Linked DNA regions of Homo sapiens: region 2 is linked to region 1. Evidence: read pairs that join two places in POLR2A ChIA-PET (ENCODE). Cell type or tissue: endothelial cell of umbilical vein. All regions are shown on one strand.

Evidence for each region. ChIA-PET counts read pairs that join two places held together with the same protein. Peaks named below come from ENCODE experiments on the same cell type or tissue, not always from the same donor. Only the 100,000 strongest peaks of a DNase experiment are listed, where the experiment ranks them.
Region 2: POLR2A ChIA-PET joins it to region 1 with 5 read pairs; 5 of 35 experiments call an interaction of 5 or more read pairs at or near these places.

The regions. Positions count from the first base shown.
Region 1 is chr16:14,104,755-14,112,754 of GRCh38, forward strand. The region is part of intron 2 of MRTFB (myocardin related transcription factor B); the gene reads left to right. Among named protein-coding and RNA genes, the nearest start is that of MRTFB, 37 kb to the left of the region's middle. In endothelial cell of umbilical vein, no CTCF peak of the experiment used is centred here; DNase peaks (open chromatin) are centred at 4,517 and 7,797.
Region 2 is chr16:13,922,234-13,930,233 of GRCh38, forward strand. ERCC4 (ERCC excision repair 4, endonuclease catalytic subunit) reads left to right here. Exons shown (of 11, transcript NM_005236.3): 3 at 4,328-4,523; 4 at 5,795-6,002. It overlaps LOC105371093 (a long non-coding RNA gene), which reads right to left and starts at 4,373. Exons shown (of 4, transcript XR_007065000.1): 1 at 4,292-4,373. It also overlaps the pseudogene RPS26P52. In endothelial cell of umbilical vein, a CTCF peak has its summit at 1,677 (motif pointing right); a DNase peak (open chromatin) is centred at 1,698.

The DNA of each region.
Region 1 (8,000 bases):
CTTAATGCAGGGATGTAGGCACCGCAGTCCATTTTCACGGAATAGCTATTCCATTCATTGGATAGCCCTCCCAATTCGGATGTTTGATTGATCATATCTACATTTTGTTGGCCTGCCATGTTGAAGACATTGTAGCTGAGTAGTTAGAGGACACATGGCACTGAAGCGTATTGACATTTCTGCTTCGTTATCCTTGTTAGAACTTAGGGCTGTCAGGATGCCATCAGTGCCCCTTTCTTGGTCTGATAATTAGGAGTGGAGGGAGTGGATGAAAGTACGAGGCCATCTGTTTAAAAAAAAGTAAGTGAACTGATGCCCAGAACTAATGGAAAATTTAGTGTTATAGAAGTCAGTAAACTCTCAGAAAGTGAGCATTCTAATTAAGAATGAAAAATGGAACCCATTATTTCTTTCCTTTGAGTGAAAATAACTGAGCTGATAGAGGCCTTGGGAAGTTCTCATACTACCCCTTGTACCTCATTGCTGTCTTTTAAATTAGACCAGAGAAGTTTCTCCTTTGTCTCTTTCCTAAATTGTTGATGACATCTTTTATAAAAGGTCATCAGAAAGGAATGATGTTTACTTTAAAAAAAGAAAAGTTGCACTTTGTATAGCTATGCCCTGATTAGATGTATCCTTCTCTTATGATTTTTTTTTTTTTGAGACAGGGTCTCGCTCTGTTGCCCAGGCATCAGTGCGGTGGCATAACCATGGCTCACTGCAGCCTTAAACTCCTGTGCTCAAGTAATCCTCCTGCCTCAGCCTCCCGAGTAGCTGGAACTATAGGCACGTGCTACCGTACCCAGCTAATTTTTAAAATTTTTTGTAAAGATAGGGTCTCACTGTGTTGCCCAGGCTGGTCTCAAACTCCTGGCCTTAAGTGATCCTCTCACCTCAGCCTCCCAAAGTGCTGGGATTACAGGTGTGAGCCACAGCACCTGGACTCTTAAGGGTATTTTAGATTTGTGAATTAATAAGATGCTGTCCTTTTGTCAATGAAAACTCTAGTACTTATGAAAAAATAAGCTTTACTGTCATTATTAAAGTTAAGGTGTTCTTAAAGACGTAAAGTTAAAATGCTGTCATTCTGTCTCTTCACACTAAGAACAAAAAGCAAGTGATTGTGAAGTATTTCAGTGGGTTGAACCTTAAGGTAGAGCTTGCCTTTCCTAGTATTATAAGGAGCACTTTCCCTAGTTGCTATGGAAACAAATATGAATTGTTGAAAGTTATGGTGTAGATTGTGATACAGATCTGCTGTGAAAGATAGATGTTGCAAACTAAGTCTCTTAATGCTACCACAATAATGATTTCAAGAACAGATATTTACTGTACACTTGTGTGTGTGGTAGGTACTGTGCTAGAAACCTGGGAATGGAGGTGAAAAGGCAAGGTTCTCAACCCCATGGAGCTCAGATTCTCCTGGTAAATAATAAACAGACACATGGACTAGAGCAGGAGGTAGATAGAATGGCAGTGAGTGCCAGGTGCAGTGGGAGTGCTGCTGAGGGGAGTTGGGGAGTGCTTGCCGTGACTTTAAGGATGTGTAGCAATTTGCCAGTAGAGAGGTGGGACGAAGGTGGTGTTCCTACAAGGGAAACTGCATAGGTAAGGGCTGAGAGGTGAGGAGTTACTTTAAATCAGTTCTTTCAAATCACTATACTTCTTACCTATACTGTTAAGAAATATTTGGGGGATCTTAAATTTTTGAATTCATGGGCTGATCGAGTGTAGACTGAATCAGCTACGCCACTTGACTGTAACTATGTGAGTGAGTTATTTAGCCTCTCCAAACCTCATGGGGTTGCTGTGAGGATTAAATGGGAGACTCTCTGTAAAGGGTAGAGCTCAAAGTTTGACATTTAGTAAGCTCTAAGTAAACATGAATTGCTTTTTGGCAGTAACAATATTATCTTCTGGTAATTTTGAAGGCTTTTGTAAGAGTGAGGGTATCATGTTTTTAAAACATTTCCCATGCTTGCTGGATGACAAATCTTGTTTGTAGTACCCTATTGAATACCTAGTATGAGGTCAGCATTGGGCTGGGACTCAGTGAGGGGAATTATACATCGCTCCTATCCCTAGGCAGCTTCCAACTTAGTTGAGAATGAAAATGGACAAATAGAAAATAAGAGTAAAATTGTATGTTCAAGTGTGCTAAATGGCTGCATACAGGTTTTCAGTATATCACAGTAGTAGTATTGCTTGTGTGGCCCATTTACTGTTTTCCAGGAGGTCTAGGCGTAGGTTACCAGAGAGAAACAGAACATAGAAATGGCAGTTAAAACCAAAAGAGTTGAAAACTCAGAAAAAAAATTTAATAGAAAAGAGCTTAGCTGGGTATGGTGGCACATGCCAGTAATCTCAGCTACTCGTGCGGCTGAAGCAGCAGAATCACTTGAACCTGAGAGGTGGAGATTACAGTGAGCCGAGACCGTGCCACTGCACTCCATCCTGGGTGACAGAGCAAGACTCTGTCTCAAACAAAAAAACAAAAACGGAGGAAAAAGTCTTTTCTGTGTGGTGGACCTGCTGGCCGTAAGAGAGAAGCAGTTGCCTCTGTGGTGTGATTCTGGGGCTCACGCCTAGAATCTCTCTCCCATTCACGCCTAGAATCTCTCTCCCATGGAATTGAAATTCCATCATTTTGCAGGACCACCAGGAGTAGCCAACCACACATCTGTCATTTTCATTTTAGCACGAAGGGGTTTATCATATTATTTCCAGACAATAGTTTTGGACCAGATACAAGGTTTAAGAACACTAGGCATAGAATAAATGGTGAGCACAGTTGGGGAAGAGGGGTGAATGTACTAGATGACAGACTTCATTTTGGTCTCTAGGACACTCTCCAACAAATAGTTCAAGAACCAATTCTGCATGACTGCCCTGTGCCAGCTACTGTGTTAGAAACTAGGGATAGATGCATAGGTGAAAAGATGAGCTCCTCCACCTCCGTGAGCTTTAGGCTTATGGACAGATGGAAAGATAAAGATAAACAGATAAATGTAATGCACATGGGGAACAGTTGCTGGAGAGGAGGATACAGGGTCAGCATACCCAGTGTGAGGTACACCAAGGAAGAGGGCACAGTAGGTGTTGTTGGGATCTGTAGAAGACATGCCTGCCTTTGGTCTAACACCACTTTATCGTCTTCTCCAAGTGTCTAGTCCCAGGTAAGGACAGGGAGACCTGAACTTTCGTTTCAGATATTGGCCACCCCTGCCTTCTATTCCTATCACTGCGTCTCTACCAGGGACCCCTTTTCTGCAGTGGGTCCAGGCCACAGCAGTGGACTGTGGTTCTTCCAGGGTTGGTGCTTAGAGTAAATTGAGCTAATAATTTCTACCTGGCTTCAGTCTTTAGACCAGGGTCACATGCTTCTGGGAGCCCTGGATCTGAAAGAACTGCTGGGCCCGATGCTAGATGCTGTGAAGGAGTAGTATTGGGGTGGGTTAAAGAACATTCAGGAAATGGAATTATTTACAGTTTTGCATGTCTCTATTGCTCTTTCTTAGACAGAACAAGTATATATGGAGTCCTCTACCACATGTGAATCTTGAATATTTGAATAAGATGAACTTCTAGCGTTCAGGAAAGAACACTGTGAGGACATGAGGTTGAGTTTCATCATAAGCTTAAGTTCATTTAACAACCCTTGATAGAACATTTCTAAATGCATAGTGGTAACATACTGAATTATGCAGGGAGAGAATTTAGAGCCAATGGACAACATAATCATCTGTCTGGCTGTGTACATGTTAGCTGTTAAAGTCAATATGTGAGAGATGGTCAAGTAAGCTAACTGCGGGGGAACTTGGCCACTTTGTAGAAATTTGGAAAGTAACATTTAAGACTCCTACCCCAGGAGGTTACTTCTCTCTCCCCTTGGATTGGAGATTCTGGATGCATTTTATTTTTATTTTTAAAGAGAATACTCAGTTATTTCTCAGAATAGAAAATAATTATTAGAGTTACATTCTGAAAAGCTGTAGTTATTGGTGAACTTATTATGTGTGTGTTCATATGTTTTAATCAAAATGATTTCATGATGATAGCAGCAACTTCACCAACAAAGAAAACCTTTCCCCCATCGTCTCCCCTGCCGAATACAGTAGCTTGATATTTGGGACTTTTAAGGCCAGAAGTGTTAATGTCTGTTATTTACTGGAAGCATATGTGCACCCCTCTGTAGTAATTCGAAAATTGTATAATCCATTTTAAACTTTGTACCCATTTCTATTTTATTTGTCATTTTTTCTATTCCTGGCTTGATTTAAGTAGCAAAATTATTAGAAGAAATTGATCTTTAAAGGATTTAAGGCTTACCTGTCCAAAGGCTTAAATATAATTTCTTCATTGTTTCTTAGCAATTTCTATAAAAATATGGTATTATTTTTATACAGGAAGCTGAAAAAGCAGGCTGTTCCCAAGGAAGCTGTTGTGTAGTTCCTTCCTTTCTAAAGTTTAAGCTGAATGCTTTTCCTCACTCTAAGTTCAAGGGCTTAGTTTACACGCATAAAAATAAACTGAACAGCACCTGCCACTTAGTCACAAAAGAGAATGTCTCGAAGCCACTAAGCAAACGGATGTACTCAGTTTAAGTTTCTGAGATGCTTGAAGTGTGTGGTTAAAAAAAAAATTTAATTTCAAAATGAATAGTATGAGGATATCAAGAAGAAAACATAAACCAAAAGGTGAGGTTTGATACCTGAATTGGGTACATTTTAATTGCAGAATTGTCATCACTGCAGATACTGGTACTTAATACGTTCAAATAGTTCAGTACTGTCCACTCTAAATAGCTATTTTAATATGGACAGCTTGCCAAAGTCCGTGGTACCTTGTTAAAGTCCTTGTTGACACCGATGGAGAAGATGAGATCACCAAGTTGTCCATTTTTATTTAGTATAAGTAATTGTCCCTGGTTACCATAAGAACCGTGGAAGCTATGTTTTTGTAAACTTCTTTCAAAGTTCTGAAGTCAGTAGGAAATTATCTAGAAACTCCTGTTTTATTCATGAATGTTGCCTGTAAAGAAATGTAGAGGCCCTGCTAAAAATTATAGAGTACTTCTTGTTGTCAGTAGAGTACTATGAGCTGACAGTATAAAGAATATCAAATACAAATTCCAGTGTTTGCCAGGGAACCATACACATGGCTCAAGATTTTCATCACAAATCAGCCAAACAGCATCTTAAATTCTGTTCCTGAGTCAGAAAAGGAGAGGAAAAAGGAAACCATAAGGGTCAATATGGTTTGCCCTTTAATCTCAAAATCATTTTAATGATCCTTAGAGTAGAGCTTGTGTCTTATTTACTCTACTACCTTGAAATATGGACTTACTAGAAACATCAAAACAGTGTCTGGAGAAGTCTCAAAGTCTGAGCTGGGCTCCCTATGAAGGGGCAAGGCAAGCTTATCTTCAGGAAAGTCCTGGGGTAAAGCCAGACCAGCAGCCTTGAAGCCCTGGTGGCTGAGAGCTAATCCTCCTGGACCAGATATGTGCAGAGGCCAAAACCACATGGCTGGTTCCCTGGTAGAGTTTTTGACAGTGCGAGTTTAGGCCTTGGGTCAGGGTGGGCAAATAGGAAACTGAGAATGGATCCTATAAGAGGCGGTGGAGTAGTGAAGGAGCTCTGAAGGCAGTCAGGGAGGTAGGGTTCTAGTGCCAGCTTTGTCAGCAACTAGTTTTGTGACATTAGACAAATCTCTTCATGTCTTTGGGCCTCCACTTCCTCATTTATAAACTGGGGGAGCTGAATCCCATAACCTCAGAGGTCCTGGCCCCTTTAAGCTTCAAAGTGCTGTGATTCCAGGCTCTCTACCAGTACAGTGCCATGCCTTCCATTTTGCAGCAGCCACACCACCCTCTCCTGGAATTTCGGCTTGAAACTCATCCACAGCATGCCATCAGTCACCAGGTTCTGTCCATTTTTTCTCTAGGAAATGTCTTGTCTTTTTCCTTTCTCCTCCTCGCTGCTCCACGTGAGACCAGGCTTTAGTTATATTTGTCAGGATGACTACATCATCCTCTTGCCTTCCACCCTTTCTCTGCCCCAAGGCCCCAAACTTGCCCCTATTCCCAGCGTGAATCCCTCCTTTCCCATCCTGTCCCGTCCCATCTCATGCTCTGAATCTCGTCTCCCTTAAACAGTACTTCCATCATGAGCATTTTCTTGCTCAGAAATCATCAACCTGCTCTGTGGTTTTTAAGATCCTCTGTAATCTGATCCCACCCTATCCATCTAACTTTGTTTTCTCTTTCTAACACACCCTGCAGTGTAACAATACCGATTTTTTGCTGTTTATATGAGCATTCCATGTTTTTTCCTACTTCTGTAACTTCCTTTGTTTCTTTCCCCTAAATACCTTAGCCTATAAATTTAAGAAATTGAGAGGTAAAAAGAGATAGGATAACTGAATAAAGTTCTGCAGATTGGAGGTGCAGGTGGTAGAGGGAGAGGTGGGGTTAACCCTGGAAAGAAGAAAATAACATTTGGGAGGCAGCAGGGAAAGACAAGTAGATGTTAAACATGCAGAGATTTTGAGTCAGAGAGAAGGAAGTTTTAAGAAGCTTGCTCACATCAAGTGGCCTTTGCCCTTAATAAAATAGAAGCCAAGCTCATCTGCTCAGTGATGAGGGGGTGGTGCTGGGTCCTGAAGGAGGTAGAAAATCCCCACTTGCTGTGGACATTGAGGTGAACATTCACTAGAGGTGAATAAAGAACTTCAGAAACATTGAGAATCCAGTTGAAGTTGCTTAACGTGAATTTGGTGGACTCATTTCAGTTTTCTGGATGTGCTTGGTGCTTGGCTTCAAGGACCTGCATGGGCAAACTGAGAGTTGGGTATTGGTATTGCTGAAGTGGCTCTATCCCCTCTACCACCCACTGCCAGCTTCTAACCTATATGAAGAGGCAAACAAGAGGGAGGGGCTGACTAACCTGGAAGAGGGAGGTGCTGAAGCCTCAGAGAGGTGTTGTGTCCATTCATCGTTCACTCCCTGGTTCCCCCTTTTTCTCGGTCCTCTGGCGCCTCTTTCTACCTTTCACCCTCAATTGATGGCTTTGCTTCCAAATGCTGAAAACACAGAAGGAATGAGAAGAGAACATCTGCAGACTCCACTGCCACACCCACCTGGGTGTGTGCTTGTGCTCAGCTGTCCCTCCATACGGTGGCTGGGCGCTCTGAGCTCCCGTCCAGGGCGCTCCTTCTTACTGGGTACCATCCCCCCTGATCTCTCAAGGGCATTGCTTCACTGATTTGTGTCCTCCCACCCCATCAGTTCTTCACTGTTCAAGGGCAGTGTGGAGTAGGGGCAGAGTGGGATTTAATCAGTGCTGAAGCTCTGCCGAACAGGTATAAAGAAACAATGGGGTTTAAATGAGTGACCCTGAAGCAGAAAGAGTAAGAGCCCATATCAAGGGAGGTAGGAAAGGAAAAAGGTGGCAGGATCAGTGGTGTGGAGACCCCGGTGGGATTAACGGATTGTTGGATCCAGAATTTGAGAGATAGCTAGGAGGCAGTGGTCAGAGGTAGGTGCGTGAAACTGGGGAGATCACGGAGTGTTCCTGGTTTAGGGAATGATCATGAGGTGAGTGGCTGAGGAAGAGTGGATGACGGGGTTCAAAGGTAGGAAATTCAAAGCTGAGGGCTCCAGAGAGCTGGCAGGAAGAGTGGTTTGGAAACAACAGTGATGAGCTGGCTCGCCTCCAAGCCTAGTAAAGCAGGAGGATTGTGAGAGGCAAAAATCACCACCACTTAAAAGGGCTGCAAAGGAAGCAGTGTCTTCCAGGTGAGAGCCAGGTTTCCCTGCTTCTTCTCTTATTCCACCACAGTCTGTTCTTCACATAGAAGTCTGATGTTTTCATTTCTATCTGTCCAGGCCTGTGTGACCTGACCTCTAGCTGAGTTTGCTGTTTCTGCTCCAGGCACTGGCCTGCTTGGTGTGTTGAGCACACCAGGGATATTTTTGCCTTGGGGGCCGTTTGCACTTG
Region 2 (8,000 bases), 180 kb before region 1:
TTAGTATGTAAATTTGTACTTTTTTTTTTTTAAGTACAATTTCCATTTTATTTTTCTCCAGAGAATAGTCTGTCTTCAGTCTTGAAGGACTCAGCTCCCTACATCACCTTTGGTAGGGGTCGTGGGGCAGCACCCACAGGTCTAAATCTGGGTGGGGGTGTTCGGTCCTTGCAGGCTTCACAAGATCGATTCCTGACTACTTTGTTGTGAATTGCACAACTCACACAGTAATTTAGCTTCACATACATCTTGGGAAGCACATAGGCGTCGAAGATGCTCGCTTCAGAAATGTCCCTGACTGCTGTGGCCTCCACTGTGTTTTGAATGACGAATTTCTTAATGGCTTTATCCTTGGGCACACATCAGGCACAGTTCGTGCAGCAAATAGGCTGCACATGGCCGCAGCCCTTTTTGGCATGACCGTTGTCCTTTCTTTTCTTTGTCATCTTGGAGGCACGGACCGGAGAGGGTATTTTCTACATTTTTATTTTTGTCTGTCTCCTCTGCTGAACGCTCTACTAGAACCTTCTAGTGGGCACTACTGGATCCTTTTGTTCAACATTATGCTTCCAACTTTCAGCATGATACCTGACACATTGTAGATGCTCAGTAAATATCTGTGACCTGAATAAGTAACTAAATGTTAGATTAACTTTTCATTGTTTTCTAAGCTCTTATTCAGTAAATACTTGCAATTCGTTAGCATTTGCTTTTAGAACTTAATCAGATTTGAAATGTTTATAAATAATCTTTGTATATTTCCTAAAATATTTAGTTTTCCTCCTTAAGATTTTTTTGGCATTATTTGAAATTAAATCAAGTAGTTGCTTGCTTATTTTGAGGAAAAATTATTTTAGCTAGAATTAAATAGAAAAGAAATTCATTTTCATTATCCTTTCAAAACCTTTTCTGATGTCCCCAAAGCTAATGTAGGGGCTGTGCCTCTGTGCCCTCATATTACCCTGTATTTCTCCCCAGTCATAGTGCTCACAACACTACATTATATTTATGTGTTTGTCTATCTCACTCACAAGATAAGCTGAAGCACAAGGAACAAGTTGTTCATCCCAGGCTAAATAACTGGTACATGGTAGGCACTAAAGACGTATTTGTTGGGTGAATGATGGATGGATATAGTACTGTGATCGTTAGTGAACTTCTGGAGGCAGAGAGACTCTGAAATTCATAATCTTATTCCCACTGTATCTGTCATGTTGCCCTGAACCTAGATGACCCTCAAGAAAAATTTGATAAATAAATGTGTCAATGAATGCTTCAATGGTAAACCGACTGAAGAAGTTTGGTTACTCTTTTATAACTTTTATAATTGTTATAAACAGTATCATAGGCTCACCTGGTTTTGAATGCTAACACCCTGCTTACAAAGCAAACTCCTTAATTTTCATTAACCCCAGTTTTCTCATTAAGAAAACAGTGCTTCCTGAAGTTATTATAAGGATTAAGTTAATAAAATAATTTCTTAGTATAGTGCCTGGTACACAACAAACTCTTAGTAATTCATACCAAATAAAATTGGCCTTTTGTAACCAGAAATCTTGATACACCAGTCTTTTACTGTTTGCTGCTTTCTTATAAGCTTGGTTTTACTTTATTTTTTAAATTGATTTAAAAAAATTTTTTTGTTGTGTTTAAAACTACCACTAGGTGTCAGTAATATCCTGTGACTTTCAGTTACAGTGCAACCTAATTAGGCAGAGAGCAATGTGAATTTATGCAACGTTGAAGTCTGGCTTATCTGTAGCTCCTAATGAAAAATGCCAAATTCCCTCCTCCTTTCTGATCAAAGCCCACCGAATAATGAAGCTGGAGCTGTTACTGATGCTTGGCTGAGTGGAATGTAAATGAATGCCAAAAATGAATTCTTTTGAATTCTTTCATCCCCTGGGATCATCCCCCAGGACTGACCAAAGAGCAGTGCGTGAAGTGCAGGTAACCCTCTGGAAAGGCTGAATCCCCCAGCCCCAACTTCTTCACCTGTCACCACCCATTATTACCACCACACCCCACCCTGGGAATCCCTGCTAACCAGAACTCCTAACACGTGGGAGAACTATATAAATATCTGGTGAGGTTGTACCTTGAAAAGAACAGGACAGGAGGATGCTTTCATTGCCAAAACTGACCCTGACATCTCCAGACAGAACTAAGAACACACTTTCTGGGAAATATATATGTATTTTTCAGTTACACTTTTGATTTGTGTACCCAGTGCTGTGCCTCCACTTTATATTCATTCAACAAATATTTAACTCACTAAGGGTCCCTTGTTTGGCAGGAAGGGTGCTGAAGATAGACAGATGAATGGGACAGTATGGTGAACTCGTGAGTTAGACTGCTTCTGGGTTTGAGTTATCTTCATCTTGCACCAGCTGTGTATTTTTAGGCAAGTTTCTTAATTTCTCTATGCCTCAGCTTACTCACCCGTACATTGGTGATAAAGATAGTACCTTCCTCCTAGGATTGTCAGGGTGAAATGAAATGCTTATATGTAAAATACTTGGTAGCATGGCACATAGTCAGCATTCTATGATCTCTGTGATCTCTGCCTGTTGGTGTTACGATGTTCCTGTTCTCGGGCAGTTTAATGGAGGAGACAAGTAAAGAAGTAGTTATAGTACAGTATGGGTACAAAATGTCATAGGAACAAAAAAAACTAAAGTAGGCTTTTGTGGAGCTAAAACTCCTCCCAAAAACCTAACCTGCTTCTATTATTTTTATTTTTTGAAAAAGGAGTGTCTTGAGTTGGTGTGACTAAATAGGAATAACATGATTTTACACATGATTTGGAACCTTCGGCCTCCCACTTGCTTGCTGGATGACCTTGGTTAAGTTGCTTCCCTTCCTTGGTCTCATCATGATACCTACTGCATGGAATTATCATAACAATTAAATGAAATGAAAATCTATAGAAACACCTAACCCAGTTACCTGGGATGTAGTATCAGTTCTCTTCTTCCTCCTGGGTTCCAACCAAAATAAAGACAACTTTTTGGAGCGCAACATTTTCTTAAATTGAGTTTCTCCTTTTCTTTGGAAGTTCATTTTTATTATTCTTGACTCTACGTAATATTTCAATCCAGGCTAACAAAATGTGGCCTCTTAGAGTCCTTGGGAAAACCCACCAATTAGGTACAGAATATTTTCTGAGTAGTAAATTAGTTATGTACGTGTATTGGGGGGGTTATTGAAAATCCTTTGTCTATGAATTCCTAAATAACATTATTAATTTTTACTATATTTGGAAGATAATTTGCTGAGCTAGAGTAAATTTAGCTCCATCCACCTCTATCCAAAACTTAAACATTAAAATAGTAAAATCTGAGTTTAGTTTATTGAACTATTAGAAGGGTCATAAATCACTGTTAGTATTATTGTCCATACCCTTCCAGATATGAGAACTGGATCAAAAGCATGCAAGTACCATTATGCCAAATATATATAAGGTAACCAGCTTGATTTAGGTCTAAAAGACAGACTCGTCTTGGAGTAATTGTGGTTTTGATCTAGAAAGCATGTCTGTATGCCTTTATGTCATCTCATGTTTCTCCCTAACTTAGCACTAATCACACTGCATCAGATGACACAATATATATGAAAGATCTGGGTCAGTAGTCTCATTTCATAAATAACAAAGCATGTATAATTGTTCTTATTTTTGAGATGCTGAGGTGTTATAATCATGTACACCCCCAAAGACATGTATAAGTATGTCGATTGAAGGTTTTTGTTTTAAATGGACTAATTTACCTCTGAATTGACTATCTTCTGATTCTGAAAATTGAATTCATCTCATAGGTAATGTAGATGTTGCCCAGACTTCTAAAATGTGGCTATTTTGTATAGTCCACATCTGATTCATACATTAAAAAAAAAAAATTCATGACCTACTTTGCTTTCAGAAATTCTTCCTCTGACATGCCAGAAACACCCCACCCCAGGGCCTGTGCCCTCACTGTCCCCTCAGCCTGGCAGCCTGGAACTCTCTTGGCCCAGATGGTCACAAGGCTCCATCCAGCCTTTATTCAGATACCACCTTGGTGAGACCACCCCTCATACATACTCCCTCTCCTCCTTCTCTGATTCATTTTTTCTTCTCAGCACTTGTAGCATCCTAAATATTTTACGTATTTATATTGTTTATAGTCAATTCCTTGAGGACAGGGATTTATCTCTGTTCTGTGCGTGGCTATATGCCCAGTCTAGAATGGTGCTTATTCATTCTCTTGTAAGTACTTAAGAAAAATGTGATGAATGAATGGCAATTACCTACCTGTTCTGTAGTTTAAATTATGTTTCTCCCCCTCAGGCATCTTGGTGTATAGAGCCCACAGAATAATCGAGTCTTGTCAAGAAGCATTCATCTTGCGCCTCTTTCGCCAGAAAAACAAACGTGGTTTTATTAAAGCTTTCACAGACAATGCTGTTGCCTTTGATACTGGTTTTTGTCATGTGGAAAGAGTGATGAGAAATCTTTTTGTGAGGAAACTGTATCTGTGGCCAAGGTAAAGAACATTATGTGACAAATAATGATGACATTATTTGTCATCTTTGTTTGTGAGATCTACTGTAACTTAGTTGCACTTTGATGTAATATAATGTAAAATTCATTGTAATTTTGTTTGATAGAACCTAGTCAGTTTTATAACAAACACATCCAGCTATAAATATGTATTCACCAAGTTTGTGGTTTTATTTAAGTCGAGAGCAATTTGATGGTTGCTTTTCTGCTGGTCCATCACATCCATCCAAGACAGCCACTTTATTCTTTCTTACACATTTAGGGAAACTCCCAGGGATCTAGAGACCCACATATACAACAGCTTTAGGTGTACAGCAGATTTATTGGCTAACATTACCACTTCTGCTTTGAAAATTACTCAACAGGGAAATAAAGCACAAAGGTTTTGAAGAAGTTTTATTAATTTCTAGGAATAACATTAAGGTTTCAGTTTTCAAACATTTTTGCAACCTATGCTACCATGTATTTTGGTTATAATATATGTTATTTTGAGAGTAGTTGTACACCGGGTGCAGTGGCTTACGCCTGTAATCCCAGCGCTTTGGGAGGCCAAGGCAGGCGGATCACCTGAGGTCAGGAGTTCGAGACCAGCCTGGTCAACATGGTGAAACCCTGTCTCTACTATAAATACAAAAATTAGCCAGGCGTGTTGGCACATGCCTGTAGTCCCAGCTACTTGGGAGGCTGAGGCAGGAGAATCACTTGAACCCAGGAGGCAGAGGTTGCAGTGAGCTGAGATCGCACCATTGCACTCCAGCCTGGGCAACGAGCGAAACTCCATCTCAAAAAAAAAAAAAAAAAAAAAGAGTAGTTATAGTATTTTTAACTTTCTTGATTATACCTTGTTTTAGGAGTCAACAAACTCTTCATGTAAATGGCCAGGTAGTAAATATTTTGGGCTTTGCAGGCCATATAGACTGTCACAATTACTCAACTCTGTTATTGCCCAAAAACAAGTATAGACTGCTTACATAAGTAATGGTGTGACTGCATTCCAGTGAGACTATAGAAACAGGTACAGGATTTGGCCCAGACCGTAGTTTGCTGACCCTTTCCTTATCTGAATAATACACTGCTTCTATTCATTGAGGTTCAAAGTGTTTTTGAAAATGTTGTTGCTTTGCTTTTCATTTGTTTGTTGTTTTGCTTTTCGTGTTGTTTGTAGCATTTATAAAAATGGGGTGTTAAACCAAGACCAGAAATACATAGCTGCTGAAACTCTAGAAAATTGTTGAAAAATATTTGTCTCTTTAGGTTCCATGTAGCAGTAAACTCATTTTTAGAACAGCACAAACCTGAAGTTGTAGAAATCCATGTTTCTATGACACCTACCATGCTTGCTATACAGACTGCTATACTGGACATTTTAAATGCATGTCTAAAGGAACTAAAATGCCATAACCCATCGCTTGAAGTGGAAGATTTATCTTTAGAAAATGCTATTGGAAAACCTTTTGACAAGGTACTCTTTTTCCTTTTAAGCACAGTTTATTATGTTGTAATTTTAAAGAATGCAAGTTATTTTAATATTTGCAATGTTGTTAATAGGAATTTGCTGTTATTTAAGAATAAAATTGGAGGTCACTTAAAAACATAGCTTCTTTGGTTTACTGGAAAGTAATAATTTATAGTAAAGTATGTGGATTGGCATATAAGCATCACTCTGACTTTTGCAGTTATAGTAAGTGATTATCTCTTATTTTAACTATAATCAAGAAGAAAATAAATAACTTTTTTTACTTTGAAATGACAACACTTGGATGTCTACAGGTAGAAGAGTTTTACATAAGAATGCTCCATAATTGTACATGAATTTATGATCTCTTTTATGGAATAAAAAATAATTTGGATGAGTTTTCATTACTGAGGAGTGTGAAACTTGCTCTGTCTTAAAATTACATTCTGAATTGAGGAAATGGTAAGACATCAGTTCCAGGAATTTTTATTCTAACTAATTTTTTATTATAGATTAATATTGCAGATATATAAATGTCTACTTTTTCATTATAGATTAATATTATTACAGATACATAAACGTCTAGTATTGAATTGGAGATCCAGAAAATGCTGACCTTTTAGAAATTCTTGGCAGCCTTTTTGTCATATTCTGGTAGAAAAAGTTTCTGTCTTTTAAACTCTGAGTCAATCTCTATGTCACTGGCAATAATGCGTGGCGATTATAAAAAAGGAAAAAATTGACTTATTTCTCTGATTCTTCAAAAAAGTCAGTTGACTATGAATATTGATACATAAAACTAATTTTATATATTCTGTTCCTCTGTGCTTAAAGTTTTTTATGATTTAGTCCATGGTGATTTTTTTTAAATCCCACACAATCTTTTAATAGAATGTGTATATCCCTAGAAAAATAAAATTGTAGCCTAACATGTTTCACACTGAATTTCTGTTGATTATCCCCCGGTTAGTAACAGTCACTTCATTGTTTTAGATATTCTTTTAGTAACCATATCTAAATATAGATATCCCATGTGTCTTGTTAAAATGTTTAATATTTTGTAGATGATTTTACAAAAAAGGCATGTAGTTATATATCCCAGTTTGTTCAGGATAGTCCCAGTATCTACCTGTTGTCCTGCAGTGATTATAAATAGTGTATCATTTCTTTTTCCACAAGTGTTCTGGTTTAGACAATAAACTATACAGTCATCCAGATACTTCTCCTGCTCATTATTAAATTTGTTAGATAAGATTCCGTGCAATGGTACTGCTTTTATATCAGGCTACAAATTTCTGATTAAAAATCAGATAATTCTGTACCTAAAAAGTAACAGAATCAGTCTGTGAAGGAAACATACATATACATAGCTGTGGATATGTAGGTACCTACATAGTGTATACATAAAGCTGTTCTTTGTTTTAGACAGCATTTTGGAATCTTAAAAAATAATTGGCCGGGTGCGGTGGCTCACGCCTGTAATCCCAGCACTTTGGGAGGCCGAGGCGGGCAGATCATGAGGTCAGGAGATCGAGACCATCCTGGCTAACACGGTGAAACCTCGTCTCTACTAAAAATACAAAAAATGAGCTGGGCGTGGTGGCAACGCCTGTAGTCCCAGCTACTTGGGAGGCTGAGGCAGGATAATGGCACGAACCTGGGAGGCGGAGGTTGCAGTGAGCCGAGATTGTGCCACTGCACTCGAGCCTGGCTACAGAGTGAGACTCCATCTCAAAATAATAATAATAATAATCAAACTTAGTCCATTGTTAATTTAACAAATATTTTCCTATCATGAATCCACTTTAGAAAAAACACTAAAGAAATTTTTACACCAACAAATTATGGTACGTTGTTATTTAATTTGATAATTCTTATTTAATTTGTACATGGGCATCAAACTAAATTTTTCATTTCTTGGTTATACCTTATTTTAAAGGTCAAAAAACATGATACTCATGTACAAATTAAATAGCAATGTACCTTAATTTGTTAGTAAGCCAT